3 separate regions of the Homo sapiens genome follow, and all the other regions are linked to region 2. The links are chromatin loops, found by intact Hi-C in ENCODE. Cell type or tissue: PC-3. All regions are shown on one strand. Links, peaks and the distances in the headings refer to the core of each region. The heading gives the core; the rest is flanking DNA.

Evidence for each region. Hi-C counts contacts between places; a loop is a spot of excess contacts. Peaks named below come from ENCODE experiments on the same cell type or tissue, not always from the same donor. Only the 100,000 strongest peaks of a DNase experiment are listed, where the experiment ranks them.
Region 1: it touches region 2 in a loop (5-fold over the local background); 3 of 110 quality-filtered maps call a loop at or near these places.
Region 3: a loop joins it to region 2, with 2.1 times the contacts of the local background. A loop is called at or near these places in 3 of 110 quality-filtered maps.

Annotation. Positions count from the first base shown.
Region 1 is chr6:12,343,856-12,354,445 of GRCh38, forward strand. No RefSeq gene overlaps it. Among named protein-coding and RNA genes, the nearest start is that of EDN1, 59 kb to the left of the region's middle. In PC-3, for the core only: no CTCF peak of the experiment used is centred there; DNase peaks (open chromatin) are centred at 4,926 and 5,466; H3K4me3 peaks cover 316 bases; H3K27ac peaks cover 1,981 bases.
Region 2 is chr6:12,486,597-12,497,186 of GRCh38, forward strand. No RefSeq gene overlaps it. Among named protein-coding and RNA genes, the nearest start is that of LINC02530, 94 kb to the right of the region's middle. RefSeq lists an enhancer at 7,779-8,278. In PC-3, for the core only: no CTCF peak of the experiment used is centred there; DNase peaks (open chromatin) are centred at 4,595 and 5,975; H3K27ac peaks cover 2,808 bases.
Region 3 is chr6:12,416,438-12,427,027 of GRCh38, forward strand. No RefSeq gene overlaps it. Among named protein-coding and RNA genes, the nearest start is that of EDN1, 130 kb to the left of the region's middle. In PC-3, for the core only: no CTCF peak of the experiment used is centred there; a DNase peak (open chromatin) is centred at 4,394; H3K27ac peaks cover 1,674 bases.

The DNA.
Region 1 (10,590 bases), core at 1,388-9,387, 140 kb before region 2:
GGAATGCAAGACCTGCACAGTGGCCCCAGACTGGTACTGACGCGATTTCCTGAGGAGGAAAGACCTTTGCAATGGAGGGCAGGGAGGGCACCCTGCCCTCAGTCTGGCTCCTGATCTAACACCAGGAACCTCAAGTAGCCAAAATCCTTTAGGAGACAAGGTTCAGGTTTCACACAGGCTGTCCTGTTTAGAGCAAATAAACAGCCCATTCGTGTATATTTTGGACCAGGTCTCTGGACTGCCCGGGGGCACCTTGCCACCTGTTGTGCAACCTGCTTGTTGTGGAGAATTAGGGAAGAACAATTCTAGAAAGGGGTCCCAAGTCAGTTAGCTGAGACGGGGTATTGAGAGTCCTTTTGGGATGCACTTCACATGGATTCTGGGAGGTAGGCAGGAGGTTGGGGATAGAAGGTAGGGAGAGATGTGGACAAGAGGACCTAAAGTAAGACAGCTGCCTGCTGTTTGCCCTTGAGCAGCGAATATTCCAGCAGAGGGGACAGTACCCAGGCCCATGGCACCTCTCTAGAGGTCTAAGGGACATGCTTCATCCTTAACTGTTGCCATCAGAAACAGCTTGAGTGAGGCAAGCAGGATTGAACTCTTTCCTAGGAAGCTTGATGCCCTTGAGTGCACATGCCATTTGGGGTATACAGCAAAGATCACTGTCTAGGAATTTTCAACTTGTTCAAAATTTCTATGCATCGCATGTTAATTAATATGAAAGGCACCAGGCTGGTGGTAAGCATTATTGTGAAACTGGTGCACCTTTCAATAGCCTCGGCGCCATGTCTTGTCCATCCGTCTACCCTCCTGGCCACCTCTCCATCCCCTCTCTCTGTTGCTCAGGGTTGCTTCTTCATCTCTTCCAGTAATCCCTCACCTCCAACCAGAGCAAAGCCTGCCCACAAGAAAAAAGCCTAAGCTAAATCCACTCGCACTAATAAGGCCAGTATGTTATCCCTTCCAATAACGTGGGCATGATGATTATATTCATCAAGGGAAAAATGTTTTTTGTTGTTGTTTGAGACAGGGTCTCACTCTATTACCCAGACTGGAGTCCAGTGGTGCCATCACGGCTCCTGCAGCTTTCACCTCCCAGGCCCAAATGATCCTCCTGCCTCAGCCTCCAGAGTAGCTGGGACCATGCCCAGCTACTTTTTAAATTTATTATATAGAGACTGGATTCCACTATGTTGCCCAGGCCGATCTCCAACTCCTGGACTCAAGCAATCCTTCTGCCTCAGCTTCCCAAAGTGCTGGGATCGCATGAGTGAGTCAGCACTCCCAGCTGGAAAGCAGTTTTAAGTCAATGTTATGAGGGAAGTGAAACAAACAACGATTGAGCACCTGTTATGTCCCAGGTATTATGCTGAGCACATGATCCAATTTAACCTTCAAAATCAACTCTACAAGGAGGCAGTTTTATATTCATCTTACCGAGGAGGAAAATGAGAGTAACCTCTCTCAAGGTATATGATGGCTTCAGCCTGAAATGGCTTCTGGAGTGGACAGTAGGTCCTAGGGGTCACCAGAATCTAGGATTATATGGAGGTATCTCAAAGCTAGTACCAGGAAACAGAGCATGCTGAGCAAGTAAGACTTAATAAAGAACCCAGGCATTTCCCCTCAGCTTCGGCCAGAACAGGGCTGCTTGTATGCATTTTCAACATTGGATTCCAGGAAAGCTTCTGTATTAAGAGTTCAATTTGGCCAGGCATGATGTCTCATGCCTGTAATCCCAGCACTTTGGGAGGCTGAGGTGGTGGGATTGCTTTAGCCCAGGAGTTTGAGACGAGCCTGGACAACATTGGGAAACCCCCCTCTCTATTATTATTATTGTTATCATCATCATTATTATTATTATTTTCAAGTTCAGCTTAAGAAAACATTTTGTTTCAAAATAACTTCCTTGGCAAGTGGGATCTTTGGAAGGGATTTAAGCAGGGTGTAACACGTCATATTCACTTTTTGAAATATTGCCCAGAGACTGCATAGAAAATAGATTGAGCCTAGAAACAATTCTCCAGAGGAGAGTCATAGAGGACCTGAACTAGGCAGTAGCAGAGGGATGGAGACAAGAAGACCGCTGTGAGACATGCCAGGGAAGACGGCCTTCTAGACCCTAGTGACTCTAAGCATGGTCTCTGGGCCAACAGCCTCAGCATCTCTCGGGAGATTGTGAGAAATGCGAATTCTCAGGCCCCAACCCAGATCTACTGAATAAAAATCTGCTTGGAAAAGATCGCCAAGGGATCCATATGCTCCTTAAACTTCAGAAGCACTGCTTTCAGACCACTTGCCTGGGAGAGGGATGGAGGAAGGAATGGACGATGACTCTGAGCCTGTGTTCAAGCATTATAAAATGGGTGAGACCTTCTAGAACAACATGGATGAGACCTTTCTTTGAGAAGAGTGCTTTCCCTTCAACAGGTCAGTGGGTATGGCGAGGGCATTCTGGTGCCATGACCTCTCCCTAAACAGCTGACAATCACCGCATAGTTTGTTGTTAAAGTGCCATTTGCTTTCTCTTATTATACAGCAGGTCTTCAAATAATGTTACAATGTTGATGAGGAAAAAAAAAATGGATTCCTGGCCAAGGCCACTATCTGTGTGGAGTTTGCAAGCTCTCCCCACATCTGTGTGGGTTTTCTCCAGGTGATCCAGTTTCCTCCCACTTCCCAAATCTGTGCCTGTTAGGTAAATTGGCATGTCCACACTGCCCCGGTGTGAGGGAGTGTGGGCGTGTGTGTGAGGTGTGAGTGTGCCCTGTGATGGGATGGCACCTTATCCAGGTCTGGTTCCTGCCTTTTGCCATGAGCTGCTGGGACAGGGCCCAGCCACCTGCAACCCTGAACTGGAAGAAGCAAGTAAATAATTATCTTACTTAATTTTATCACTCTTTCTTAAATGTATGTGTAGCCCACACTTATTTCTATGTTTAATATAAAAAGTGTTTTGCTCTAAACATAACTCTGTTTTATATCAATTAGCCTAAGTTCAAATTGGTTTCATTGTACCTTCTATGTCATTTCACTTAGTCACAGTTCCCGAGAACCCATCATTAAGGAGGGACTTACTGTACTCTCCTTTTCTCTGTTGGTGTGGATTTCTTCAAGGATCCAGGATCACCTTCCCCACTTTTGGCTATCCTAATGAACTGGCCCACTGTAAACCTTTTATACCTGGGCTATTCTTTTTTTTTTTTTTTTTTTTTTTTTGAGACGGAGTCTTGCTCTGTCGCCCAGGCTGGAGTGCAGTGGTGCCGTCTCGGCTCACTGCAAGCTCCGACTCCCGGGTTCCGGCCATTCTCTTGCCTCAGTCTCCCGAGTAGCTGGGACTACAGGCGCCCGCCAGCACGCCCGGCTAATTTTTTTTGTATTTTTTAGTAGAGACGGGGTTTCACCGTGTTAGCCAGGATGGTCTTGATCTCCTGACCTCGTGATCTGCCCGCCTCGGCCTCCGGAAGTGCTGGGATTACAGGTGTGAGCCACTGCGCCCGGCCTGCCTGGGCTATTCTTAACTTTCTTTTTCTCTCCCCCAACACTTTCTTGTCTAATATTTTATTCTTTGTGGGTTTGCTAATTTAAGCTAAAATACTGGTGGCTAATAAGGCTCATATATTTCATCTCTTCAAATAAAGATTTTAGTATTAAAAGAGACTGTTCCTGGGCCAGGCGCAGTGGCCCATGCCTGTAATCCTAGCACTTTGGGAGGCCAAGGCAGGAGGATCATTGGAGGTCAGGAGATCAAGACCAGCCTGGCCAACATGGTAAAACCCTGTCTTTACTAAAAATACAACAATTAGCCAGGTGTGATGGTGCATGCCTGTAATCCCAGCTACTCTGGAGGCTGAGGCAGGAGAATTGCTTGAACCCGGGAGGCGGAGGTTGCAGTGAGCCAAGATCATTGTATTCCAGTCTGGGCAACAGAGTGAGACTCCAACTCAAAAAAAAAAAAAAGAGAGAGAGAGAGAGAGAGAGACTGTTCCTTAACTCAAGGACATCAGAGATGGGACTGTTTTAAGCATCCAGTCAATGAGGAAATATTCAGAGGCACAGGGTCTTTAAGACCCTCTCAGCTAGATGACATTTTCTCCTGTTGCTGTTCTGCATGTAACTGTGCTTGATCTCAAGAAACGATGTTCACTCCTATCTGCTTGTGTTTTCTTTCTTTTCTTTCTTTCTTTCTTTTTCTTTCTTTCTTTCTTTCTTTCTTTCTTTCTTTCTTTCTTTCTTTCTTTCCTTTCCTTTCCTTCCTTCCTTCCTTCCTTCCTTCCTTCCTTCCTTCCTTCCTTCCTTCCTTCCTTCCTTTCTTTCTTTCTTTCTTTCTTTCTTTCCTTCTTTCTTTCTTCCTTCCTTCCTTCCTTCCTTTCCTCTTTCTTTCTTTCTTTCTTTCTTTCTTTCTTTCTTTCTTTCTCTCTTTCTTTCTCTCTTTGTTTTCTTTTCTTTTTTTTTTTTATAGGGTTTCACTTTGTTACCCAGCCTGGAGTGCAGTGGTGCAATCTAAGCTCACTGCAAACTTTGCCTCCATGGGATCAAGTGATCCTCCTGCCTTAGCCTCCTGAGTAGTTCGGACTACAGACATGAGACACCAAGCTCAGCTAATTTTTTTTTTTTTTTTTTTTTGGTAGAGATGAGGTCTCACTATGTTGCCCAGGCTGGTCTAGAACTCCCGGGCTCTGGCAATCAGCCTGCCCCAGCTCCCCAACAAGCTGGGGATGAGATGGGCATGAGCCACCACACCCAGCCCTGCTTGTTTTTGCCTCTAGTGCTCTCTCTCTGCCTGGAATGCAATTCCCCAGCTCCCCTGCCACCTCAGGCTGAGTTGGGTACCCCCACCTGTGTGGTCTCCTTGGGCATCCCCCCCTCATAGCCTGTTATCATGCTGCACTCTAATTGTTGGTTTACATGTCCCTCCCACACTTGATTCAGAGTCTTTTCATCTTTATACCCTCAAAGCATATCAGAGTGCCTTGCTCATACCAGAGGCATAATAAATATTTGTTAAATGAGTCAACGAAAGACTATGTGGCTGTGGACGAGGCTGGCTTTGAGTGTAGGCTGGGATGGGGGAGTTGGAACAGTAGTGTCTGTAGCAGTAAGAGGCGGAATTAGAACTCACGAACATCTAGACATATAATGAGGTCAGGAGCTACTCTGCATTCTGCATGGGTCTTTGCATATCTCTGAATTACTTATAATACACTACCGGGCCCTTCTGATGAAGTGTAAGCTAGAAAATTCCTCCCCACCTTAACTTTATGGGCAAGCATTGAAACCTGCCCAGTGTTATTCTCACTGAAAGGCTCATACAGCAGTGACTGTAAAGTGGGTTTGGTCACTTATTTTTACTTTTATGAGTGTTTTATTTTCAGTTGTAATAGTAATCTTAGTAAGCTTTTACTTAGTGTACACTAAGATCCCAACAAACAATAGATTTGCCCTTAGCCTACGTCCACTCCCCAACCTCTGTTTGCTGAGGGATTCTCAGCCTTAAGAAAGGATGCACTCCTACACAGTCTACCTACCCTCTAATAAATGCCAAGACAATGCAAGGGAAGTAAAAAATACCAAAGTGAGAAAATACTGCTATTGTAGCTTGAAGCTTAGAGGGTACATTCCTCCCTACCTTAACTTAAATACTCTTTCCACAGAAGCAAGAAACAAAGACAGATCCCTGAAAACCAAGAGTAATAGAGAAAGTGTTTACATGAATGGACACAGGGGCATGTTTTGTTCTTTCTCAGCGATCCTTTGTTGTTGCAGAGACTATATATGATCCTGATGGGCAAGAGGGCCTAGTGATTTGTCTTTTCATTCTCCTCCACTAATGATCCTCTGAACAGTCTACTGATCACATTTCCTTGCCCTTCATTCTTTTTAAAAAGACCTTTGAAATTTAGTTCTCACTCTCCATACTCCCAATCCACCCATGGCCATTGCTCTTCCTTATGTCAGCTCTCTGCTTTCCCACATCACCTCCTAAAATGCCATTTCTGTATTTTGTTTTGAGAAAGCTATACTTGTATCTGATAGTTATGAAGTCATGTGTAATTACACTTTTATCTTTTCTGGTCATTACCACATATATATACCATATAAGAACACTGAAAGTAGTCACTCTGAAAATGAACCTCAAATTTATTTTCATGCCATGGAAACCAATGTTTCCAGAAATCATAAGTAAGTCACCCACATGGATCAAGATCATGTTTCTTACTCCCCAGCAGAAGGACTATAGCTGGCCCCTCTTACAACATTGGGGAGGGGTGCCCCAATTTCATGCTATAATCACCAGAATTTGATAGGATGCACATGGCTAAGACAGAGACAATCTGAAGATGCATGGAGATCCTGGAAATGATGCTTGCTGAAAGAAGGGAGGCATCTAGACATGCTTTGCCTCATTCACAACATTTCTATTTTAAAAATTAATATTTTAACTTTTATTTTAGGTTCAGGGGTATATGTGCAGGTTTGTTATATGGGTCAACTTGTAACTTGGAGATCTGGTATACAGATTATTTGATCACCTGGGTACTAAGCATAGTACCTAGCAGTTTATTTTTTTCCCTGAACCTCTCCTTCTCCTCACCCTCCTCCCACAAGCAGGCCCCAGTGTCTGTTGTTCACCTCGTTCTGTCCATGTGTATTAGTTCATTCTTACACTGCTATAAAAAAAAGTACCTGAGACTGGGTAATTTATAAAGAAAAGAGGTTTAATTGGCTCACGGTTCTGCAGGCTGAACAGGAAGCATGGCTGCGGAGTCTCAGGAAACTTACAATCATGGTGGAAGGTGAAGGGGAAGCAGGTGCATCTTACATGGTTGGAGCAGGAGGAAGAGAATGAAGAGGGAGGTCCTATACACTTTTAAACAACCAGATCTTGTGAGAACTCACTCACTATATGAAAACTGCAAGGAGGAAATCCACCCCCATGATTCAGTTACCTCTCACCAGGCCCCTCCTCCAACAATGGGGAGTACACTTTGACATGAGATTTGGGCGGAGACAAAAATCCAAACCATATCATTCTGCCTCTGCCCCTCCCAAATCTCCTGTTCTCACATTGCAAAATACAATTATTCCTTCTCAACAGTCCCCCAAGTCTTAACTCATTCTAGCATTAACTCAAAAGTCCATAGTCCAAAGTCTCACCTGAAATGAGGCAAGTTCCTTCAGACTATGAGCCTGTAAAATCAAAAGAAGATTAGTTACTTCTAAGATACAATGATGGTACAGGCATTGGGTAAATATACCAATTCCAATAGGGAGAAATCAGGCAAAACAAAGGGGCTGCAGGCCCTATGCAGGTCTGAAATTCAGCAGGACAGTCATTAAATCTTAAAGCCCCAAAATAATCTCCTTTTACTCCATGTCTCACATCCAGGCAACTCTGATGCAAGGAGTGGGCTCCCAAGGCCTTAGGCATCTCTGCCCCTGTGGCTCTTTAGGGTACAGCCCCCTTGGCTGCTTTCATGGGCTGGTGTTGTGTGCCTGTGGCTTTTCCAGGTACATGGTGCAAGCTGTTGATGGATCTACCATTCCAGGGTCTGGAGGTTGGTGACTCTCTTCTCACAGCTCCACTAGGCAGGGCCCCAGTGAGCACTCTGTGTGGGAGCTCCAACCCCACATTTCCCCTCCACACTGCCCTAGTAGAGGTTCTCCATGAGGGCTCTGCCCCTGCAGCAGACGTCTGCCTGGACATCCAGGCATTTCCATACATCCTTTGAAATCTAGGCAGAGGCTACGAAGCCTCAACACTTGTCCTCTGTGCACATGCAGGCTTAATACCATGTGGAAGCTGCCGAGGCTTATGGCTTACATCTTCTGGAGCAGCAGCCTGAGACATATCTGGGGCCCTTTTAGCCATGGCTGGAGCTGGAGTGTCTGGGACACAGGGAGCAGTGTTCTGAGGTAATGCAGGGCATTAGGGCCCTGGGCCCAGCCTGCAAAACTATTCTTCCCTGCTAGGCCTCCAGACCTGTGATGGGAGGGTCTGCTGTGAAGGTTTCTGAAATGCCTTCAAGGCATTTCCCCCATTGTCTTGACTATTAACATTTGGCTTCTCTTTAGCTATGCAAATTTCTGCAGCTGGCTTGAATTCCTCCCCAGAAAATAGGTTTTTCTTTTCTACAACATGGCTGGGCTGCAAATTTACCAAACTTTTATGCTCTGCTTCCCTTTTAAATGTAAGTTCCAGTTTCAGATCATCTCTTGTTTGCTCACAAATATAAGCATATGCTGTTAGAAGCAGCCAGGCCACATCTTGAAGGCCACATCTTGAATGCTTTGCTACTTAGAAATTTCTTCTACCAGAAACCCTAAATAATCATTCTCAAGTTCAAAGTTCCACAGATCTCTAGGACAGGGGCACAATGTCTCTAGTCTCTGCTAAAGCATAGCAAGAGTGACCTTTACTCCAGTTCTCAATAAGATCCTCATCTCCATCTGAGACCACCTCAGCCTAGCCTTCACTGTTCATATCACTATCAGCATTTTGGTCACAATAATTTAACAAGTCTCTAGGACTTCCAAACTTTCCCTCATCTTCTTGTCTTTTTCTGAGCCCTTCAAACTGTTCTAACCTCTGCTCACTACCCAGTTTCAAAGCTGCTTCTACATTTTCAGATATCTTTATGGCAATATCACACTCCCAGTACCATTTTTCTGTATTAGTCCATTCTCTCATTACTATAAAGAACTACGTGAGACTGGGTAATTTATAAAGAGAAAAGGTTTAATTGGCTCATATTTCTGCAGACTGTACAGGAGGCATGGCTACAGAGGCCTCAGGAAACTTACAATCATGGTGGACGGTGAAGGGTGAAAGGGAAGCCACAATGTCCTACATGGCTGGAGCAGGAGGAAGAGAGTGAAGGAGGAAGTGCTACACACTTTTAAATGACCAGATCTTGTGAGAACTCACTCACTATCATGAGAACAGCAAAGGGGAAATCACCCCCACAATTCAATCACCTCTCATCAGGCCCCTCCTCCAATACTGGGGATTAAAATTCATCATTAGATTTGGGTGGGGACACAGATCCAAACCATAGCACCATATGTTCTCATTATTTATCTCCCACATGTAAGTGAGAATATTCGGTATTGGGTTTTCAGTTCCTGTGTTAGATTGCTAAGGATAATGGCCTCCAGCTTCATCCATGTTCCTGCAAAGGACATGATTTCACTCTTTTTGTGGCTGCATAGTATTCCATGGTGTATATGTACCACATTTTTGTTATCCAGCCTACCATTGATGGGCATTTAGGTTGATTCCATGTCTTTGCTATTGTAAATAGTACTGCGATGAACATATGCATGCATGTGTCTTTATGGTAGAATGACTTATATTCCTTTGGGTATATACCCAGTAATGGGATTTCTGGGTTGAATGGTAGTTTTGTTTTTTGTTTTTTGAGGAATTGCCACAATGTTTCCCACAACATTGGACTAATTTAAACTACCACCAGCAGTGTATAAGAGTTCCCTTTTCTCTGCAACGTTGCCGGCATCTGTTATTTTTTGACTTTTTAGTAATAGCCATTCTGATTGGTGTTAGATGGTATTTCATTGTGGTTTTTGATTTGGATTTTTCTAATTATTAGTGATAATTAACATTTTTCCATATGCTTATTGGCTGCATGTACGTCTTCTTTTGAAAAGTGTCTGTTCGCATTCTTTGTCCACTTTTATGTTTGGTTTTTTGTTTTTGTTTTTTGTTTTTGGTCTTGCTCTGACACCCAGGTTGGAGTGCAGTGATGCGATCTCGGCTCACTGTAACCTCTGCTTCCCGGGTTGAAGCGATTCTCCTGCCTCATCCTCCTGAGTAGCTGGGATTACAGGTGTGCCACATGCCTGGCTAATTTTTTTGTATTTTTAGCAGACACAGGGTTTTACCATGTTGCCCAGGCTGGTCTCAAACTCCTGGCCTCATGTGATCTACCTGCCTCGGCCTCTCAAAGTGCTGGGATTACAGGTGTGAGCCATCGTGCCTGTCCCTTTGTCCACTTTTTAATGTGGTTGTGCAACATTTCTTGGGGCCAGTTCCAACTTCAGTTATGCAGCCTTTGGCTCAAGAGCCTTCACAGGATTTCCTTTGGCATTTGCTGCATTTTTGCCAATTCCCACAATATTGTTTGAACTGTAACAGTTTTTCCTTGTTTCTTTCTTTTTTCACCAACTGGGATCTAAGATTGACTTACAGAAGCAAGGTATGTCTGAAACGATTAATATTTCTCTAAGTCTCTATGTGCATCAAGATTTGTAACCTATTGTGAACTTGTGTAACAACCATTTAATCAGTGCAATTGATCAAAGTAGCTTTCTACACAAAAGTGGGTACCTGGCTATCATGTAATCATGAAAAAGCAACAACTCTGAATTTTATTATATTATATTTATGTGCTCCATTTATTATGGTGTTGCCCTCCAAAATGAAATTACATACCCAAATTAAAAATGCACTAAAATATTTTAGTGACAAGAAAATATTTTTCTTTTTTAATATCTGCAGAATGGGCACAAACATATTATACTGGGAATATTTCATTTCATTTTTAAAAAATCATAGAGGCAACATTATGC
Region 2 (10,590 bases), core at 1,287-9,286:
GGAAGTATATTTATACATTTTATTGTAAAGTTTAATTTTGATTGTGCATTTGTGTTTGTGCTTTAGATTTCAGGATTATGGTAGCTTTCCTACCCAAGTATTGGCTGAAACAGCCAATACCCTTCTTTAAAAAATTTCTGTAAACAGGTTTCTACACATTGCTAACATGAATAAACAACTTTCCTTCTACCTCCAAGTTCGTCATTTCGTCTGGCAGTCATTGAAAATTACCATATGTTGGGGGTTGACACCGAGACAAAATATTCAGACTGTTAGGCCCTACGGTTCACCTTTTCCTACAGGGTGTTTTTTGTTTGTTCCTTTCTCTCCTTGTTGTCTTTTTTTTTTTCTTGGATAAAGCATTCAAGAAATCCTTGATGTGGGACAAAATTTTATTGTGGTTAAGACTTACTCTTTCCAAGATGAAACAGCCAATAAAGATCCACCAGAATGCATTCAGGCAGGCAGCAACAATGTCTTCCAGCTCCCTAGCAGGCAAGTCATCTGTGGTCTACTTCCCTCCTCTCTGTTTACTGAAAGACAACAGTCAGTGGGAAAAGCACTGCTCCAGCTTTCAATTCTGTTAGAACAGGGTCTTTTCTCCCACGATGGCTTCTTGGCCTTCTGAGTGAAATGTCCAGTGAGCTGGCTTGGCACATTTCAGTGGAGGATTTGGCACTTAGAAGAGAATAGCTCAGCTGTCATTTCTTAGTGAAATATAAATAATTCCAGAGAGAAGCAGAAGAAAAAATTAACAGTCCATTCTGAGTCTTTGTCATGAGGGTTCCACAGGGCCAATTTTTTTTAACATGTCCTCTGAGATACTGGCCTAGCAAGGCCCTCCTTCCTAGTTAAACCAGATGCCAACCAAGATGGAAAGCGTCCCTGGAAAGAGAGCTGTTTCTTTCCACTTCATTCCCCAGCCTTTTTTCCTGATGGGATTTCAAGAAGGTTAGTATCCTGAAGATGCAGACAGAAGCAAGCTGGTCAAGAATGCTCCAGGAATCCCAGGGACCTCAGATCAACTGTCCTAAGGCAAGAAGGCCCTCACAGGAAAGACTCTCATACTAAATACTGTAGATTCCTGGAGACTTTTGGATGCAAATGACAGAAACCTAAATCAATCCAGCTTAAGCCAAAATAACAAGAGCAAACAGAAGAAGAATGTTTTGGAAGTCTACACGTGATTGTACCCTCGGATTTGAAGGCGGTCTTCAGCAGTGTATGCCTCTATTCTCCTGTATTCACAGGCAGGTCCCCAGCAACCCTGAGCCGACATAGATCTCCGAACTTGTGATCTCAAAGAAAGAAGGACCATCTCTTCCAATAGCTCTGGCAAGGGCCAAGAAAGGGCTCTGATTAGGCTGGTCTGAATCATATGTCCATGCCTAAATCAATCTTAGTGGCCAGCAAGCTGGGTGGCCAGAATTGAATCAAGTGTTCATTCCTAAGGCTAGTGGGGACTTAGGGATCACTTGGACTGAAAAGTATCATTGAAGATTCAGGGAGAGTTTGTTTTCTAAGGCAATATCTATCAGACACACAAGAAAAAATATGTCCTCTGCATATGTGGAAACACCTTGATGAGGCATTAATTGAAAGAGACCCAAAGTGTCTTGGTGCTCCAAGAAGTAGAGCATCCCACAGGAAGCTTGCATAAATCTTAATGTCAATTGGAAAGTGGAGCTGGGGATTAGATTTTAAACACACTCCATTTCAAGCAATTTCACTGCACTTTTACTGGGTGATCTGGTCCTGAGTGACACTGTGGACTCGGTTATATTTGGGTTTGGGGTTTTTATCTCTTATTTTTGTGGTCCTGTTTTCTTTTCCTTTCTAACACTGTCCATGAGAGCACTTACACTTCCCAAGCCATTTGACCCTGATGTCCCACAGCTAAACAATGGCATGAACATTCTACCCCTCACTCTCTCCCAAAATGACCTACCCTATGCTTTAAACCCGAAAGACCTTCAGGGAAATCAATGACTAATATCAACTAAAATGAGCATTATTTGTAACAAGGTAAGATACTACTGACATTTTAAGAATAATCAGACCTCAATCTTATGGCTTCCAAACTTTGGAATTTGTACAGGAGAGAGAAAGAAAGGGCTGGGGGTGGGGAGAGAGAGAGAGAAAGAGAACAAGAGGAAGAAGAAGAGGAAGAGGAGGAGGAAGAAGAAGAAGAAAAGGGAGGAGGAGGATCAGGGTAGCAGTGCTGGCTTCAGAGATGCTGAGGAAGGAAAGGGAGGAGAGGAAGAAAAAAGGAGGGAAGATTAAGGAAAAAATTGGGGTTTTTTAACCATTTTATTTTGCCAAGTTAAGGACCTTAAAAAGCCACAACAAAACTACCATTTAATACCATGAATGCATTATAAAAGAGAAGATATTTTAATACCAAAATATTTGAAAAGGGTTTAGTTTCATATTACAAGAAACTCTCTTAAATTAAAAAAATTACATCGTGTTTTGAAAACTCACTGAAATGTCCTAAATTAGCCAGAGATCATTTAATGCTTTATCCAAAGCAGCACTTGCTAAAGATGAGTATTTGGGTACCATAGCCTTACCCCAGAGAGATTAATGATGGAAGTTGTGGGGCCATGGCTCATCAGTGGGAGAATTTTATGCCACTGTGCCCTTGTACCTGGAGATATAGGTTCCTCTATCTATAAAGGCATGACCTTGGTTCCAGGCCACAGATTCTGGTAGAACTTACACACATCTGAATCATCATCCCTAACGGAGACCTTTCAGCACTCAGCACAGCCTACATTTTACATAGAAGGGAAAACCAAGATGCAAGAGGTAAAGAAATTTGGCTAATATCACATTCTGTACGTAAATAGCATAGCCAAGACAGAACTTTTACAAATCAGGACTCGGTTGGCACTCGGACTGAAGGCAGAGAGTCCGCCTCTGAAGACTGAACATGCCCCTGGGTAAGCCCAAGTGTCAGGTGGGCAGAGACGGCCATAGGTGATGTGAAGGAGTCCCAGCCAGCTGGCAGTACACTTCTGCAAAAGGGAATGATGTTGAGGGAGAGAGTTCCAGCCTGGCCATCAGGGTGTTGTGCCTGGGATGTGGAGCTGTGAAAAGGACCCAGACCCATATTGTGGGCTTGGCAGTGTTCAGGCAGTTTTCATGAGGTCCAGGGAAGACCCTACTCCCAGAAACATTGTATTACTGAGCCAGTTATCAAGACAGGGGCTCCCTGGAAGAAAGGTCAGGGCCCAAGATTCTAGAAATGACATGTAAGATGAGCAAGAGCAAGATGGACTTTATCGGCTTCAGAATATCAGCACCTGTGGACAAGACAAGCTAATTGTGATATGAAAATTAGAATGTTAGCAGTGGAAGGAATGTTCCACATTGTAAACATGAGAACTGAAGGGAAGAAATGTGTAGGATTTTTTTCCCAGTAAAATGGCTGTTGTCTTTAATGTTTTCTTGTCCTTTGAGCTGCATTGCTGACACATATTAACCACAGTGTAAGAAAGTCACATTTGGATGCAAATGTGACCATGGAAGCAATATTAAAAGTAAAAGAAAAGATTTTGGTGAAACCATGGAGAAAGACATAGACTGGCTCTCAGGAGAACTGGAAATTAGCTGAATGCAGAGGGGCAGGGCTTTGTTGAAGCACTCATTAAAAAATCTCAGCATTAAGCCTGGGCAGAGGAAGAAGAATAATTGGAACTGAGGAAGCTTGAAATCCAGATGGTGTCAGTCAAGATGGAGGTTTAGCCTTTGCAGCTCCTCAACAGATTTGAAATCTAGTAGAACCATGAAACCCTGCCAAGTCAACTAAGAGACACTAAGAGCAAATTAGGCCTAAAATATAATCTGGGGCCTGAGTTTTGGATTAGGATTAATAAGACTTTTTTAGAGACTCAAGAGACCAAAAGAGAAAGCTCAGACTGAGTCCCAAGGAAATCATAGAATGACGCAGAGGTCATAATCCCTACCAAGATGAAAAACAGCAGGGAAAGACTAAAATTCCTCAGTGTTTAAGACTGTCAGAAGTTCGTACCTGAGGATTAACCTCCCATTGCAATAAAATTTAGTTATGTCATTTCTAAACTGATTAATTTCAGCTTGGAGTGAGTGGGATCAGAAACTGTGGCTCTGCCCACTTACTTCCCCTGTAACATAGCAGCCCCCTGGATATGGGAAATCTTTGGTGAATGTATCAGCAATTGAAACAAATGAAATATCTCTGGGACATTAATCATTAAACTTTCATATCTGTTATGACAAAAACAATACTCTGAGCACAGGCATTACTGGAAATTCATGAAATGAACCCTCTTTTTTGGGTCAGTGTTTACTACAGTACTGATTGTTTCAGAAAGAAAACTTTATGAAAGGAAATCAAGAGCATTTCTCCAACTCCACGAGCCCTGCAATAACAGGAAACAAAACTTCTATTTCTGTAGTTTTCCAGATAAGAACTGAATAGTGGATTTTTTTTGAAGACATGTGGCAAGTACTGTTTAAGACATATAAATTAATGTCTATTGCACAGGCTTGGCTGGGTGACTCACATTGCGGCTTCTATTTCTGGTGGGGGAGACTCAGATACATTTGTCATGACTCCAGTAAGTGGTAAAAAATGACAAATTGGCAGAGAAGAAGTTGTTGCTAACAATGTGGCCATTTCAGCCTTGGTCATTCAATGGGACCACTCTGCCCCAAGAACATTCTAGGCTGACTGTGAAGCACAGCAAAGCCTAACTAGTTACTATGCAGTTGAAGCCAATTTCTAGTGGCCTCCTAAGACTCCTACAGTTCAGATGCTCTCCAAGAGTAGACAAAACAATGGAAAGACATGCCAGAGTGTGCAAAGAATGAGGAAACATTTTCATGTTTCCATGTGCATTTTCTTGTTCATGCTTTCTGTTCACTGGAAACACAAGATGTAAGCAGAGATATTGGCAAAGAATGATGGGGCATTCCAATATTGAGACAATGGTATGAATGAATATTCATAATAAAGGTCAGATGCTTGGAGGTTGAAGCAAAATCAGGTGAAGAGTTGCCAGTGACTGTTTACAGTCTTGAGATCTTCATGCCTCCAGCATGAGACCTCATGAGAGATCCTGAGACCTCCAGGCTCCCCTCAATGAGATCTTCCATGGAAACTAGCACTCAGTCGCCTTAAAAGGGATCTTTCTTTGAATATGCAAAGAAGTGGTTTACTCAGTTAGTTCAGAACATATTTGCTAATTACAAATTATATACTTCAAGTACAATAGCTAGCTGGTCTATTACAATATACTTCCCCAAAGTTTTCACAAGTCACGTTGTAATAGCAAACATAATTAGGGAGGTATGTGTGTTTCATTTTAAAGTTTATCCTCTTCAGCAGCTCCGAAAAGGACAGGAAAGTTAGGTCAGAAATCCAGGAGGCCATTTAAGACACAAATCTCTCAAAACACACCGTCTGAGCACATGCTGATATGGAAATATGTACATTGAGAGATTCTTTAAGTTATAATGCAAAGGTTCTTTTTTTATTTTATTTTATTTTATTTATTTATTTTTTTGAGATGGAGTCTCACTCTGTCGCCCAGTCTGGAGTGCAGTGGCACGATCTCAGCTCACTGCAACTTCCGCCTCCTGGGTTCAAGTGATTCTCCTGCCTCAGCCTCCCGAGTAGCTGTGACCACAGGCGCATGCCACCACATCCCACTAATTTTTTGTATTTTTAGTAGAGATGGGGTTTCACTGTGTTAGCCAGCATGGTCTCGATCTCCTGACCTTGTGATTCGCCCTCCTCGGACTCCCAAAGTGCTGGGATTACAGGCATGAGCCACCGCACTCGGCCAATGCAAAGGTTCTTTTATGGTCAAGGTTTTCAGCTTTTTAATCATGACACTGGATTATTGGCTTCCTTGTTTGCTAAGACATTATTGATGTCATTCCTTGTTGACATGACTCAGAGAAAAGAATTTTTAATATTTGATTATGTCAACAATTGTGAAACATTACTGAGAGCATCAAAGTAGAAGAGGGTGAGATGAGTACCTTTGTTGAATGTCTTATTGCTACAATCAGTAAATAACTGTAAAGATGCAAGAATAACATATCTCCACACCCAGATTCAGTCACTGCTAATATTTTGCTATATTTTGTTATGTATTTTATTTTTGCCTGTTCTAGACCACATTTATCCACAATTTTGCATCCTGCTTTTATTACACTTAACTTTAATACCATAAGCAGGTTACTAGGTTATTAAAACTCTATGTAAAGATCACTTTTATAAAGAGTGATCTTTATTAAATTGACACATAAAGGTTGTTTGCAGTGGGTTTTTTTCTTTCTTTCTTTCTTTCTTTCTTTTTTTTTTTTCTTTTTTTTTGAGACAGAGTTTTGCTCTTGTTGCCTAGGCTGGAGTGTAATGGTGCGACTTCAGCTCACTGTAACCTCCGCCTCCTGGGTTCAAGTGATTCTCCTGCCTCAGCCTCCCAAGTAGCTGAGATTGCAGGTGCCTGCCACCACTCCCAGCTAATTTTTGTATTTTTAGTAGAAACGGGGTTTCACCATGTTGGTCAGGCTGGTCTCGAACTCCTGACCTCAGATGATCCACCCTCCTTGGCCTCCCTAGTGTTTCTTATTATAAATACTTTTGTGTGAAACATCTTTTCAAACAAACCTCTTTCCTTGTTACTTATAATTTCATTGAGATTCTTAGGAGTGAAATCATTAGGTCAAAGGTGTAACTTTTTGGAGCTATTGATATGTATTGCCAAACTGCTAAATAGAAAGGTTGTACCAGTTTATGCCCCAACAGAAGTTGATGAAAATACAAAAAGAGAATGCCCTTAGGCTTCATTAATTTAGTCACAGTCATGTGAGAATTTATGCTTATGGTAAACAGAGCATTGGTTAAAGATAAACAATTGAAATATTTTTGTTTAAGATAAAATGAAGGCAGAAGGCATCCTTAAAATGCTAATAAATGCTGAGAATTTAAAAAGATCTACTAGGAGTGTGCCAGTCTTCCCGATGTCCCGCTCCCTCAGTGGGGGATGTTCCTCCCGCGTTCCTCCCACATAGATGCAGTTGGAAGGAACATCTCTCTCCAAGAGACTAGACATTGGGAAGACTGGCACACTCCTAGCAGATCTTCAGAGGGAAGGCATTGAGAACAGTTGGAGGGAAGACACAGAAGCTGGGCTGGAGAGGGAGGAAGCTGAGAACCCCACACAGAGCTGCCATGCACTGGGACTATTCCTAGCCCCCAACAATTCCTGCGGAGGGGGTGAGTTAACTGGCAAGGAGCAACCAGCTTTCACCACAGGCCTCTTGAATCCCTACTGGAGGAGACCCCTCAACCACCACAGACTCTTGAGTTGGCAGGGAAAGCTGCTTAGAGAAGTTGTAAGGGCAGAACTCCAGCCATGGTGGAGCCCACAGTATTTGGTAGTGGAGGACGTCCAGAGATGCCTGCCCCACTAGGCTTGACTTGCTCCTGTAGGAGACTTTAACCCTAGGAAAACTGTCTGCTCTGTGTGCTGCAGGGCGATCTTGCCCATGAGAAGAAGCCAGTCTGATCTGAGCACCCCTCAGTCTGCTGGTGTCTTCTGGAGCCCCAGCCTGGCCATGCCTGCTTGCAATGCAGCCCCCAGATACCTCCTGGGGTCCCACATCATAGTTCCTGCCCTGGTGGACTGTGTCCCCGACCAGCAGAGTACTCCAGTAGAGTGGCCCCAGTGGACAGGAACCAGCCTACCTGCGCCCCGCCCCCACTGCAGCCTCCTTCATGCCACCTTGCCTACAGACACTCGCCCAAGGCCACCCCCTATATTGCTTTCCCAGCACACATGTGTGGGTGGCCCTACCTTTCCCTTCCCTGCCAGTGTGTGGGTGCATGTGCACCCTGCCAAGCCACTGCTGCAAGTGCGAATGCACCCCGCCCTCCTTCCTCTCGCCATACCACCATTGTCATGGGCACATTGGCAGTCATGGAGCCCTCTAGCCCCACCCTTGCCAGCACTTCACTCTGCGCTGGAGCTGCTAGTGGGAAATCAGGCAAGGAGAACAGTGGACCTGCCCCCAGCCCAGAGTGGCCACTACCACTCATGTGAATGAGCACAAAGGGTGCACACAGTCCTACACCCACCAGCACCCTGCCCTTGTGCTAACACCACCACTGCACTGATGTGAATGTGTGCACAGTTGCTGGGGGGGTCCCCACTCCCCCTGAGCCTTATTGCCACCACTACTGTTGGGAAGGCCCACGTGGAGGCCAGCACCCTGGCCCTGGGTAGCCCCCTGCTGCAGCCAACAAGCATGCAAGCACGCACCCTGTGACACTGCCACTACCACTGCTGCTGGCACATGTAAACAAGAATGGATCCTGCTGCCACCGCCTTACAAAGTGCTTTAGCTGGCACCACCCATCAGAATGTTGTGACCAGCAGTCCAAGAGCACCTTAGCCCCTCCAGCACAGCAGGTTCCTAACCTTGAGGAGCCAGAGATCAAATCCAGGGCCTAATACCAGGCTCCCAGAGTTAGAGCATGCAGTACAGGAGTCCTGAGCTGAGCCTTGATCCCCTAATATCTTCCAGTAAGGAAGCCAGTCAACTGAATCCACCTTACACCACAAACTCCAAGATCATCAAATAGGATTTTAAAAAACCCAGAAAACTCATCCAAAGTTGAGCAACTTCAAGGACTGAAGAAATATCAGCCCAGAAAGATGAGAAAGAATCAGTGCTAGAACTCTGACAACTTAAAAAGTCACCATATCTTCTTTCCTCCAAACAACTGCACTAGTTCTTCAGCAAGTTTTCTTAACTGGGCTGAGATGGCTGAAATGACAGAAACAGAACTCAGATTATGGACAGGAATGAAAATCACTGAGATTCAGGAGAATGTTGAAATTCAATCCAAGGAAGTTAAAAATCACAATAAGAGTTGGGCGTGGTGGCTCACATCTGTAATCCTAGCGCTTTGGGAGGCTGAGGTGGGTGGATCACCTGAGGTCAGGAGTTCAAGACCAGCCTGGCCAACATGGTGAAACCGTGTCTCTACTAAAAATACAAAAATTTGCTGGGCTTGGTGGTGCACGCCTGTAATCTCAGCTACTCGGGAGACTGAGGAAGGAGAATCACTTGAATCTGGGAGGTGGAAGTTGCACTGAGCCGAGATCATGCCACTGCACTCCAGCCTGTGTGATGGGAGAGAGACTCCATCTCAAAAAAAAAAAAAAAAAAAGAATCACAGTAAAACCACACAGAAGCTAACAGACAAAATAGCCAACATAGAAAAATATGTAACTGACCCCTTAAAGAGCTGAAAAACACTCTACAAGAATTTCAAAATACAATTGCAAATATTAACAGCAGAATAGACCAAGCTGAGGAAAGAATCTCAGAGCTTGAAGACTGGCTTTCTGGAATAAGGCAGTCAGACAAGAATTTTCAAGAAAAGAATGAAAAAGAATGAACAAAACCTTCGAGAATTTCAAGAATTATGGAATTATGTAAAGAGACTGAATCTGTGCTTACTGATGTCCCTGAAAGAGATGGGGAGAATGGAAGAAACTTGGAAAACATGTTTCAGGATGTCGTCCATGAGAACTTCCCCAACCTAGCTACAGAGGCCAAACTTAAAATTCAGGAAATGCAGACAACCCAAGCAAAATACTTCATGAGAAGGTCACCCCCAAGACTCATAATTATAAGATTCTCCAAGGTCTAAATGCAAGAAAAAAATGTTAAAAGCAGCTAGAGAGAAAGGACAGGTCACCTACAAACGGAAGCTCATTAGACTAACAGCAGACCTCTCAGCAGAAACCCTGCAGACCAAAAGAGATTAGGGGCCTATATCCAAAATTCTTTAAAAACAGAAACTCCAACCAAGAATTCTATATCCGGCCAAACTAAGCTTCATAAGCAAAAAAGAAATAAGATCCTTTTCAGACAAGCAAATGCTGAGGGAATTTGTTACCACTAGACTTGCCTGAGAAGAGCTCTTAAAGAAGCACAAAATGTGGAAAGGAAAGACTATTACTAGCCACTACAAAAACACACTTAAGCACACAGACCAGTGACACTATAAAGCAACCACACAAACAACTCAGCATAATAAACAGCTAAAATCACAATGACAGGATCAAATCTGCACATATCAATACTAACCTTGAATGCAAATAGGCTAAATGCCCCATTTAAAAGGCACAGTGTAGCAAGCTGGATAAAGAATAAAAACCCAATGGTATACTTTCTTCAAGAGACCCATCGCACATGCAATGAGGCCTATAGGCTCAAAATAAAGGGATAGAGAAAAATCTACCAAGCAAATGGAAAACTGAAAAGAGCAGGGGTTGCCATCCTAATTTCAGACAAAACAGGCTTAAACCAACAAAGAACAAAAAAGACAAAGAAAGGGCCAGGTGTGGTGGCTCACACCTGGCCAAGGCGAGCAGATCACAAGGTCAGGAGATCGAGACCATACTGGCTAACAGGGTAAAACCCTGTCTCCACTAAAAAAAAAAAAAAAAAAAAAAAAAAAAAAAATATATATATATATATATATATAGAGAGAGAGAGAGAGAGAGAGAGAGAAGGGCA
Region 3 (10,590 bases), core at 860-8,859, 71 kb before region 2:
AGCAGCCAAAAATAATACCCATTTTGATCCTTGTAAATTCTGGGCCAGTTGATGGGCCCTTCAGACTACTGACAACTTTAGATCTTCTCTCTTCTCTGGAAGGGGAACAAGGGGTGGGCTTGTGTTTTTAACCACCCCATCACCTTTAAGTAGGATATGAGTTTACAGAATGGTTTCCTTTATGTGAAAGGTTCTAGGTTTGCTGAGTTTTTCAGTGTGGAAGGAAAGTTCACAATGTAAAATGGTACTAGAAATGTGTGCTAATTTTTCATGTTTTACAAGGGTAAGAGGCAGAAATATGGATCCTTTTCTTGATTTGTAATTAAAGTAGATTCATGGTCCTACTTTCTTATCTAAATAACTGAGGGGTCAAATGTTAATAAGCAGAGATGCCGAGTATTCCAAATAAGGCAAAATGCTGGTCCAGTTGCACTACAATTATTGATACCTGACTCTTACCGAGGGAACTAGATGTCTTTTGATAGCTGGGCCAGCTGCCATCCAGATTCACACAGAGCAAGAGGTAACTGAGGACATCTCTGGACAGACGTCTATTATCACACCTCTTCAATGACCCAAGATCTACAAGCAAACCTTGTATCATATATCTTTTCTTTCCTTATGAGTTGAATTACATGACCCCCCCTAAAACAAAAAAAAAGATATGTTGAAGTCTTAAGCCCTAGTACCTCAGAATGTGACCTTCTATGGAAATTGGGTCATTGCTGATGTAATTAGTGAAAATGAAGTCATATTGGAATAGGCTGGGCTCTTGATTCAACATGACTGATGTTCTTCTAAGACAGCCATGTGAAGACACAGAAACATGGGGAGAAGCCCAAGCGAAGATGAAGGCAGAGACTGGATGATGCTGTCACAAGCCAAGGAATGCCAGAGGCTAACAGGAGCTGGAAGAGGCAAAGAAGGACCTTCCCCTAGAGGCTTCAGAGAGAGGATATCTGAACAGACATCTTGATTTCACACTTCTAGCCTCCAGAACTGTGGGAGAACAGATTTCTGTGGTTTTAAAGCACCCAGTTTGTGGCACTTTGTTACAATAGCCCTAGGAAACTAATACACCTTTCTTGATCCCTAAATATAGATAAACTGGAATGTAGAATTAACCATTTGGTTAAATTCAGCAATGTCATTATATATTAAAATAATTCTCAATATTTTTCAATATTTTCAATACTTTTATCAATAGTTTTTTTTGCAGATGTTATACTTAAGGGTTACATAATTCTTGCTTTATGGACACAGTAATTTATTTTAGAATTTCTCTGTTCAATATTTAACTTGCTCATATTTCATTATTTTTTCTTTTCTGTTCTTGTATTCTAAATACAGTTAGACTGAATATATTGATATGTTAATATTTGTCCACTTCCTTGACTAGTATTTTAGAATAAGTAAATAGAAATGGAGTTACAGGCTCATAGGACATGACATTTTGAAATATTCCTAGTATATGTTATCAAATTGCTTCCCATGGATGTTGTAGCAATTTGTTGCTTGAACTGACATATTAAAAAGGGTCTTTTCCAGAACTGTATCCTAGCAAGAGGGTAGATCCTAAGTATTCTCACACCACACACACAAATGGTGACTGAGCTGAAAAATACGCTAATTTGCTTGATTGTGGTGGTAGTCACCTCACGATGAATATGTATATAAAAACATCACATCTTACACCTTAAATATACACAATTTTTATTTGTTAATTATGCTTCAATCAAGCTGGGAAGGAGGAAGTATTCTCCGCTAATGTGACTAGTGTGGGATTTGTTGCTTTAATTTTCATTACCTTGAATACTAATATGAAACCTTTTTGCCCCATAATGTTTATTAATGCTTAGTACGTATTCTGTGACACTTCTGCTATTGTTCTTCATTATTTTTTCTTAAATAGAGTCTTTGCATGAAATCTATTTGTTCTTTGCATATGGAGTATATTAACATTTTTTAGTGTCCTCATTTGTAATATGAAGGTAGTTAGAATAAGCATCCTCTGGGATTGCAGCAAGAACTACATGTGCTAAATATACCATGTACCAGGCACCTAATAGGTTCTTAATAGTGGGAGCAATTCATTATAATTTCATATGGGGCCTGCGTATACTCTCACTTGCCTGCTTTCAGTTTTGATAGCACAACTGCTTTGACTTTTCAAATAAATCTCATTCTCATTTGTGCAGTCATCTTAGTCTTTTTCTTTTGCATTTTCTGTATACTTTGTTCAGGTTGAACCATGATGGAGGAGTTAGCTGGGCTGGAGACTCAGCATGTAAAAATGCACAGAGGCATAGAAGAAAGTGTATTTTGGGGTAAAGGTTCAAATATTAACTCCATGTGCTGGTAAGCGGGTGTCTTAGACAAGTCCACTCTTCTTTTTGTGCCTCAGTTTCCTGTTTTGTAAAATGGGAAATTAATCATGTTAACTATCTCTTAGGTGGTTGTGAAGAATGAAATAGATGCTATTCATGATCTATTGCTGCATACCACAGTATCTAAAATCCACCAGCTGCTTAAAAGAATAATAATCATTTATTATCTCACATAGTGTCTGCGGGTAAGGGATTCTGGAGAGGTTTAGCTAGGTGGTTCTAGTTTGAGGTTTCAGGAGGTTGTGGTCAAGTAGTCATCTGGGGCTGCAGTCATCTAAGGCTTGATTGAGATAGAAAGATTCACTTCCAACATAATGGCTCATGTGACTAGCAAGTCAGCACTAGTTCCTGGCAGGAAGTTTAAGTTCTTTGCCAGGTGAATCTCTTTCTAGAGCTACTTGAGCATCCTACCAACATGGCAGCTGGTCTCAGCATGACCTAAGAAAGAAAGCAAGGAGAAAGTTGAAATGCCTTTTTGAAATCTCAAAAGTCTCATACCGTCACTTCTGCCACTTTGAAATCATTAGAAGCAAGTCGCTATTGTGACCTACACTCAAGGGAAAGAGAATTAGGCCCCACCTTTTGAGAGAGGAGTGTCAAAGAATTTGTGGACTAATTTTCAAACAACCACATGACCTAATGCATGTTACACACTTGTCTACTTTTTTTGACTAGTATTTTAGAATAAATATATAGAAATGGAGTTACTGGTTCAAAGGGCATGCCATTTAAAAAATATTCCTTGTATATGAGATAGCTTTTAGGAAGAAGTCAAAAGATGCTGTCTATTGTGTCACATACTTCATAGCACTATCATTATCCATAGCACTATCATTAAGGCACTGCAAGTTGTGCGGTAGTGGTGGCTTTGGATACATCTGAGGTATGATAGAAAAAGAATCTTTAAGATACACAGGAGCTAAATAAAAATGGGCCCAGCATGTCATGACACAATGCTTGCATTTTTTTGCAGTAAGTCCTTCCTTTTCAAACTGGGTTACTCCCAAGGCACGTAGGCACAGGGAACAAGTGCTACTTAAAGCAACAGAATAAACACACGTCATCTCTAGTAAAGTGCTATTTTATTTGAAAAACTTTATTTGAAAAAAAAAAGAAGTAGATGTATTAAAAAATAGATTGTAAAGTTGCTTATATTTTAAAGAGGAAACACTAGGTATTATCTTGGTCTTCTGGTGGCCTGCTTTGTACAGTATCTCCTGATCCTGGGTAAATAATTAACTTTTCTTTCCATTTAGGTTACCTTAGTGGAGAAGTTTAGTGACTCAGTTAGTTGATGAGGAGATACTGAAGGATTTAAGGGAGGTTAAGAATCTGATATTTTTAAAAGGTATCTCCATCAAGAATATTGAAAACACTTCTGGAAAAAGAAGAAAGATAAATATTTGAATTTACCCAATAGATATTAAAGGCATTGCAAAACCCTCATAATTAAGCATTTAAAACAAAGCTAATAGAAATATAAAGAAGCAATCCATTTATGAGAGTAGTCACACCAGAAATAAATGACAGTATATGCCTACAATTCTAATAAATAACTAAGATGTCCTCACTAATCAATGAGGGAAGGAATGGATTCAATGCTTGTTGGGGGAAAATTGAGCTCTTTGGGGAAAAAAATCCATCTCAAGCCCTATCTTACATTACTTAGTAAGATAAACTCCAGATAAATGTGATGAGTGTAAAAATAAAATCATAAGAAACTTGAAGACAATTAGATGTGTACTTACTTGCTCTCCAGGTAGGAAGGAATTTCTAAATATAAAAGAAGGATTCTCTAGGGAAAGCAAATCAATCGCTGCATCTGAGTAAGTATTATACTTTTGTGTAATACATTAAACATTTAAAACAAACCACAAATACTGATGGATGGCATTCATTGTGTACCAGCTATGTGCCAAACACCACACTTGGAGCTTTGCCTTCATTGCTTACCCTTAATCCTTACACACAAAAAAACCCACCACAGGCTCAGTCGTACTGCCTCCACTTAACAAATGAGAAAACCGAGACTGCGAGAGATTACATGAGTAATTTGCAATGCTGGCTGCACACTGAATCACTCAGAGAGCTTTACAAAGGCCCGTGCCTAGGCCTCATCCCAGAGCAGTTTAATCAGATTTGCTGGGAATGGCACCTGGGCATAAAATCCTTTGTCCAAAGTCACACAACTGGTAACTGCAGAGACAGAGGCTTTTCTGTGTCCTCAACACCTGGACTTCTCCTATGCCATGTGGAAATTTTCTTGAGGATATAAACAGGCACTTAGTTTTCAAAGGTGGTAAAAACCTGAATGTAGGCTTAACTTAAAGCAGAAGTGATGTGAGATATGAGAGTCTATTTGTAGACCCACCTATAGCAGAGAATCCATAGTCTGTGTTTCTGGAATATCAGTGAAAAAAAGCCTCAGGGCTGGAATAGAAGGATAGCATTTTGATGGTCTAATAATTTTGAAACAATTGGCAATACTTAGACAACTTGAAAGGTGTTTGCATGAATCTAATTTCTTAGGCTTATCATCACCGTTGTAACTTCTTCTCTACCAATTGGGACATGACAATACAGACGAGTTACTTTATTGCATAGTTTTTAGGAACACAGATTTTTGGAGACAAACCACCTAATTTTGATTCCCAAATATATTCTTTATAGCTGAGTAATCTTAATTTACTCAACTTCTCCATGGCTCAGTTTTCTCAACTGTAAAATGGGAATAATAATAGTATTGTATTAATGCTGTGTAACAAATCACCTGAAACCATAGTGGCTTAAGATCTCTCCTGGTTTCTCTGGGTAGGAATTCAGGAACATCTTAGTCAGGCAGTTTCAGCTTGGGGTTTCTCTGAGCTGGGGCTGCTGTCATCTGATGGCTCACCTAGGGCTGGAGAATCCACTTCCAAGGTTCACTCACATAAATGACAAAATGTGGCTTATTGTTGGCAGGAAGCTTAAGTTTCTCCCCACAAAGGCCTATAGAGATAGGACTGCTTGAGAGTCCACATCGCATGCCATCTGGCTTCCCCCAGAATAAGTGACCCAAGAGACCAAGGTGGCAATTGTAATGCTTTCTGTGGCTTAGCCTTGAGGTCACACATCATCACTTCTGCAGTATTTCACTGGTCCCACAGATCAACTCTGGTTCAGTGTGGGAGCGAAATACACCCTTGCACCAGAAAGCAGGGATCACTGGGAGCCGTTTTGGACATGGCTATCACAAGTACCTAGTTTATTGGCTTGTTCCAAAGATACATACAATTGACCCTTGAACAACACAGGCTTGAACTACACGGGTCCACTTTTACGCAGATTTTTTTCAGCCAAGTGTGGATTGAAAATACAATATTGGAGGGATGCAAAACCCTTATATACAGAGGGCAGACGTTTTGTGTACTAGGGCTCCTCAGGGCTGACGCGGGGAACCTCAGCATACATGGATTTTGGTATATGCAGGGGTCCTGGAACCAGTCTTCTGTATATACCAAGGGATGACTGCATTAAGGCATATCTCTCTGTATGTGAATATATATAAAGCTCTATATACATACATCTCACACTTAGAATACTAGAACAGAGCTTACACCACAATTAATAATGTTGTAACTAAATCAAAAATTCTGGGAGTGGGGTCTGAGCATTGGTATTAGTATTTTAAAAATCTCTGCATGTGATTAATATGTAGCCAGTTTTGAATATCATATTTCTATCCCAATACTTAGCTTCATGGTGATCAGAAGCCCTGGAACCCTAGTTGAGAGGTTTTCAGCCTTAGTTGCATAGTAGAATCATCTGGATAGCTTTTAAAAATCCAATTGTTCAGGCTACACCCCAGACCAACTCTGTCAGAATCTCTGGGGCATAAGGGCACAGGTCATCAGTATTGTTTTTAAGCTTCTTAGGCAATCCCACTGCAGTCAAGTTTGAGACCCACTACTCTAGTTATTTGACATAGATGACTGTATTACAGTCCCCTCATTTCCTCAGTGAGTTGAGCTCTACTCGGCATTTAGATCCTAGGGACCTAACATCACTTGTTGAAAACAAAAGGAAGACCTTTGACTCGTCTTAATGTGCAGGGAAGTCTGAAGATGGGTAGGAATGTGCAGCATGGCGCCAGTTGTTCTCTGTCTGTGCTGTTTGTCTGGAGGATTCAAGCCTCCAGCATGTCAGCCAGGCTCCTTTGGCCAGAATGCGCCTTCGTGCAAGAGTAGAAACCTCCTAGGCATGTGATCGCTGGGCCAGGAAAATGTCACCCATTGCCAGAAAAAAAACAGCTTTCCACGTAACTAGAGTGAATGGCACATGAAACCAATTTAGCCAGCGTGGTTGGAGAGGCATCAGAAGCATCAAAACATGGCCGCTCTGGAAGCAATGTCTGAAGGGTGTACCTGGTAATGCCCACAGGTGCTGTGCAGGCACAGAACCTGCCTCAATTTTAAGAGCATGGAGCTGTCTGCCTGCTGCTCTGAGTCTGCTTTTGTAAAGGAGCATTAGCTTGCTGCAGAGAACAATTGGTTACAATCTGGGAAAGACAAGCAAAAATGGCAGCTATATTTAAACCAGAAAAATAGTGGATGGATGACAATTTCTAGTGACTTATACCATCAAATTAGACTTAGAAAACTTGTGGTGTGTTGGGAAAAATCTCAATCCTTTTTGCAAATATTTGGGATTGAGGGAAGCTCTTAACAGACTTTGCTCATAGCTTTCTCTCCACAATTTTAAACCTATGTTTGTTTTAAGTAAAGCTTAATCCATGTGTTTCTGATTCCTTTAAGCGTAACTCATCAAAGTCTTTATTTTGGAAAAAAAATCCATTTAACGTTTAAGATGCCTTTGTTTTTTAGCCTTTTAAAGCATTTTCCCCTGTTTGAAAAGGGGCTCAGAGAGCACGTTTGCCAAGTTTAGAGCCCATTCAGTTGCTGTGAATGCAGATTTTTGACCACTGCACAGGATTTAGATTTCTTCGCACTCGCCAAAAATGTGACTTCCTGTTTGTTTTTTTAATACCTAAATCCTTTTTAAAATTGAATTTGGAACTCTCAATGAACCCTGAATGCAGCAGATCTGCCCATCCTTAGACTTTTTTCTCTCTACTATGGAGTTTGTTCATGCATTTATATTATAGTCTTTCTAGCTCTTCGGAACAATTTCTGTTTGTGTTGCTTAGTAACAAAAGAAAAATATTTTGAGCATGTGATAGCACCTTTTATCAAGGATCTAAAAGTTGGCTTCCAAACATGAGCAGAGAGCCATGACAACATGAGTCTTAGATGCCCCATGGTGAATGCAGAACTTAATTTGGAGGAATAAGAAAATGAGAAGTAAGAATGTAAAAGGAGAATGTCTGAACTGAAAGCAGGCCAAATGGGTCTTTAGGAACCCAATAACTGTTTTCTCATAAATTGCTTAAGAAAACCAGTTAGATGTCTCTGTTTCCTCTATATCTTTGAACAAGAGGAAAAGGGAACTGGATTTGTGAATGGGCTGAGTTAAGGTTGTATTGAAGTAATGCAAAACCACCTAATAAAAACTAAAGAAATATTAGTCATACATGTCTGTCTGCATAATGCCATATTACCTGCTATTTGCAATACCTTTCTTTATTAATTTTATTAATTCTAGATGCCACATTCAGATCATCAGAAAGGGGAGAAACTTCAGCTCAAGAATTTTTCATCAATCGTCTTCAGTAAGCTGAAATAAATATTATTTTCATGGATCCTGAAAACAGATATAAAATTTGACCCCTGGATGAGTAATTTGGTCAACAGCATCTTTTGTTGTTGATTGTTATTTGATGATGTGGGGGCATTTATACAGGAATTAAAGTCATCGTTCTTGCCCTTGAAGAACTTACAATTAGGAGAGTTTGTAAAGTTTCACTACCAACTATAAAATACAGGAACAAGATATTCATCCATAAAAATGACAGATGTTCAAGCAACTCAGTATTTGTGGGGTTAAGGAGGAAGAATATTAGCAGATAAAATTAAGAGCCAGGACACCCCGGTAAACAATAGGTATGATTTTTCACACAATAAAGTTTCACTTTTAGAAAAGCAAGATAGAATCTAAATCCTTTAATTTTATACAAATAGTCCCACATTTGACATTTAAAGAAAAAAAACAAGTTGAATATTGCAGTGGAGAAAGGTACAGTATAAAAATTGTTATTGGTAGCTTGAGTTTATTTTCTATAATAAGATTCAACATCAACTATATCTACTTAAATGGGACCAAAACATTTGTATTACACTGATCAATTTTTAAGTGAATGTTATGTAGACCATTTATTAGAATGGTCTTTTATTTGATACAATGTATAAATACATTTCCTTATTTTATTTTATTCTGTTTTATTTGAACAGATGATTTATCTCATGGCTGGGCCCTTAAAATGTCAGTGATTAATACAAACTGCAGTTACCTCTTAAAGAATATGCAGCCACTTTATTAATGAGGAAGAAAATCAAATATTTTTAAGGGAAGACTCTGAGTATTTTTCTTGAGTGGCTAATCCTAATTCAGTTTGCCTTTCAGTTTCCTTTTCTACAAACCAGGGCTGTCACTTGCTGGAAAAGACACGTGGAAAGGATGAATGCTTGAAAAAGAAATTTGAACACCAGAGTCATCAGAATCATTATTCCTAAGAAATTGGTTGCCATTTGAATTCTGCATTGCCTGGCAAGACCAGGGAAGCGGATGCATCTGGCTTAACACAATGAGTGGTAACCAACATCATAGGAGATGTACATAGCTTCCCTAGGCCATTGTGCATGTTGCCTACCACAGTCCCTTATGGCACCAGCCACATCTTAAATGAGAGCCACTGTGTAATTATAACATGACCAGGGTCTACCTGTTGGGATGGGGCACTGTGTTCTTACACCCACCACCTTAGGGTAAGCCTAAGAGGGATTCCAGCACGAATGTACATCTTTCAGAAGAAAAAAAATATTAAGCAAGAAAAGAAAGGTAACATGTCAAATTTGGGTTTTAGTTTGCATCCATTCAAGTGATTAACAAATTCTTATTCAGTACTCATCAGATGCCAAGCACCATCCTAGGTGAAGTGGGTACATTGGAGGGCAAAGTTTCAGACCATGTAAAACGAAATGATTTACTTAGGGTTTCTTTAATGAAATATGTGTTGGAGGAATATTGAACCATGCCAAAGTCCTAAAAATAACTGCAACTAAGCCCAGTATATTTCTATTGCTCTATTTCTTGCAGAAATTAAACATAAAATCATCACCTAATAAAGACATGTGTTGCAAAGCACTCTCATAAATTAGAAGTTAAAATTAAAGCCGTATTTTGAGCAAGGCCATGTAGTATCAACTTGCTGTGGTCCAAAAAACCAGGTTCTGTTTCTAGCTCTATTCAGTGAATTTAGGTGAGTCACTCGATGTCATGGGGCCTTCATTCAAAGTAAAATGCGAATAATTGCTGCCCATCAGCAGCAGACAGTGTTGATTTATCGCTTGCTCTCACTCCTTTTTTCTCATAGTTAGTGCCAAGCCTGGCTGGGAAAAGCATAGTTAGCTTTGACAGACTCTATAATAGAGACAGGCCAGGCTTGCAGCTAGAGGTGACCATGTCATGTAGCAAATAGATGTAAATAGTGATGTAGGTACCCAGTGAGATATAGGATATAAGTAGGTGTCTGCTTATATCCTATGAAGGGGTGGAGAATTCCGGAAAATGTTTACTTTCCTGATAAAAGGAGACACACGTTTTAACCATTTTTTCCTTCTCTCTTCCTTGAATGCAACTGTGATATCGAAAACATGACAACCATGTTGTGACCATGAGATGACAAGCAGGGGACAAAATCCATGTGCTAAAGACGGCCAAACGCATCTGGGAAGACACTACTGAGCAACCGAGTTGACTCCAGCAGTGACTGACCCTCCCCTCCCGATTTCCTGGCATGTGAGAAAAACGCCACCCACTCTCTATTTAGTTAGGTGCGTATTAGTCTGGGACTCTTTCTTGCCACCAAACAGACTGCCATGGGGTGACTCTTCCTGAGTTTGTTTTAAGGACTGCACACAGAAATGACATCAAGTGTATATTTCACATTATTGATTTCATATTCTCATGCTACATATGAGAAACCTTGGGCTCAAAAAGGGTTAAGTGACAGAGTAGCGTTATCCCAGGTCTTCCAAACTGAGATATG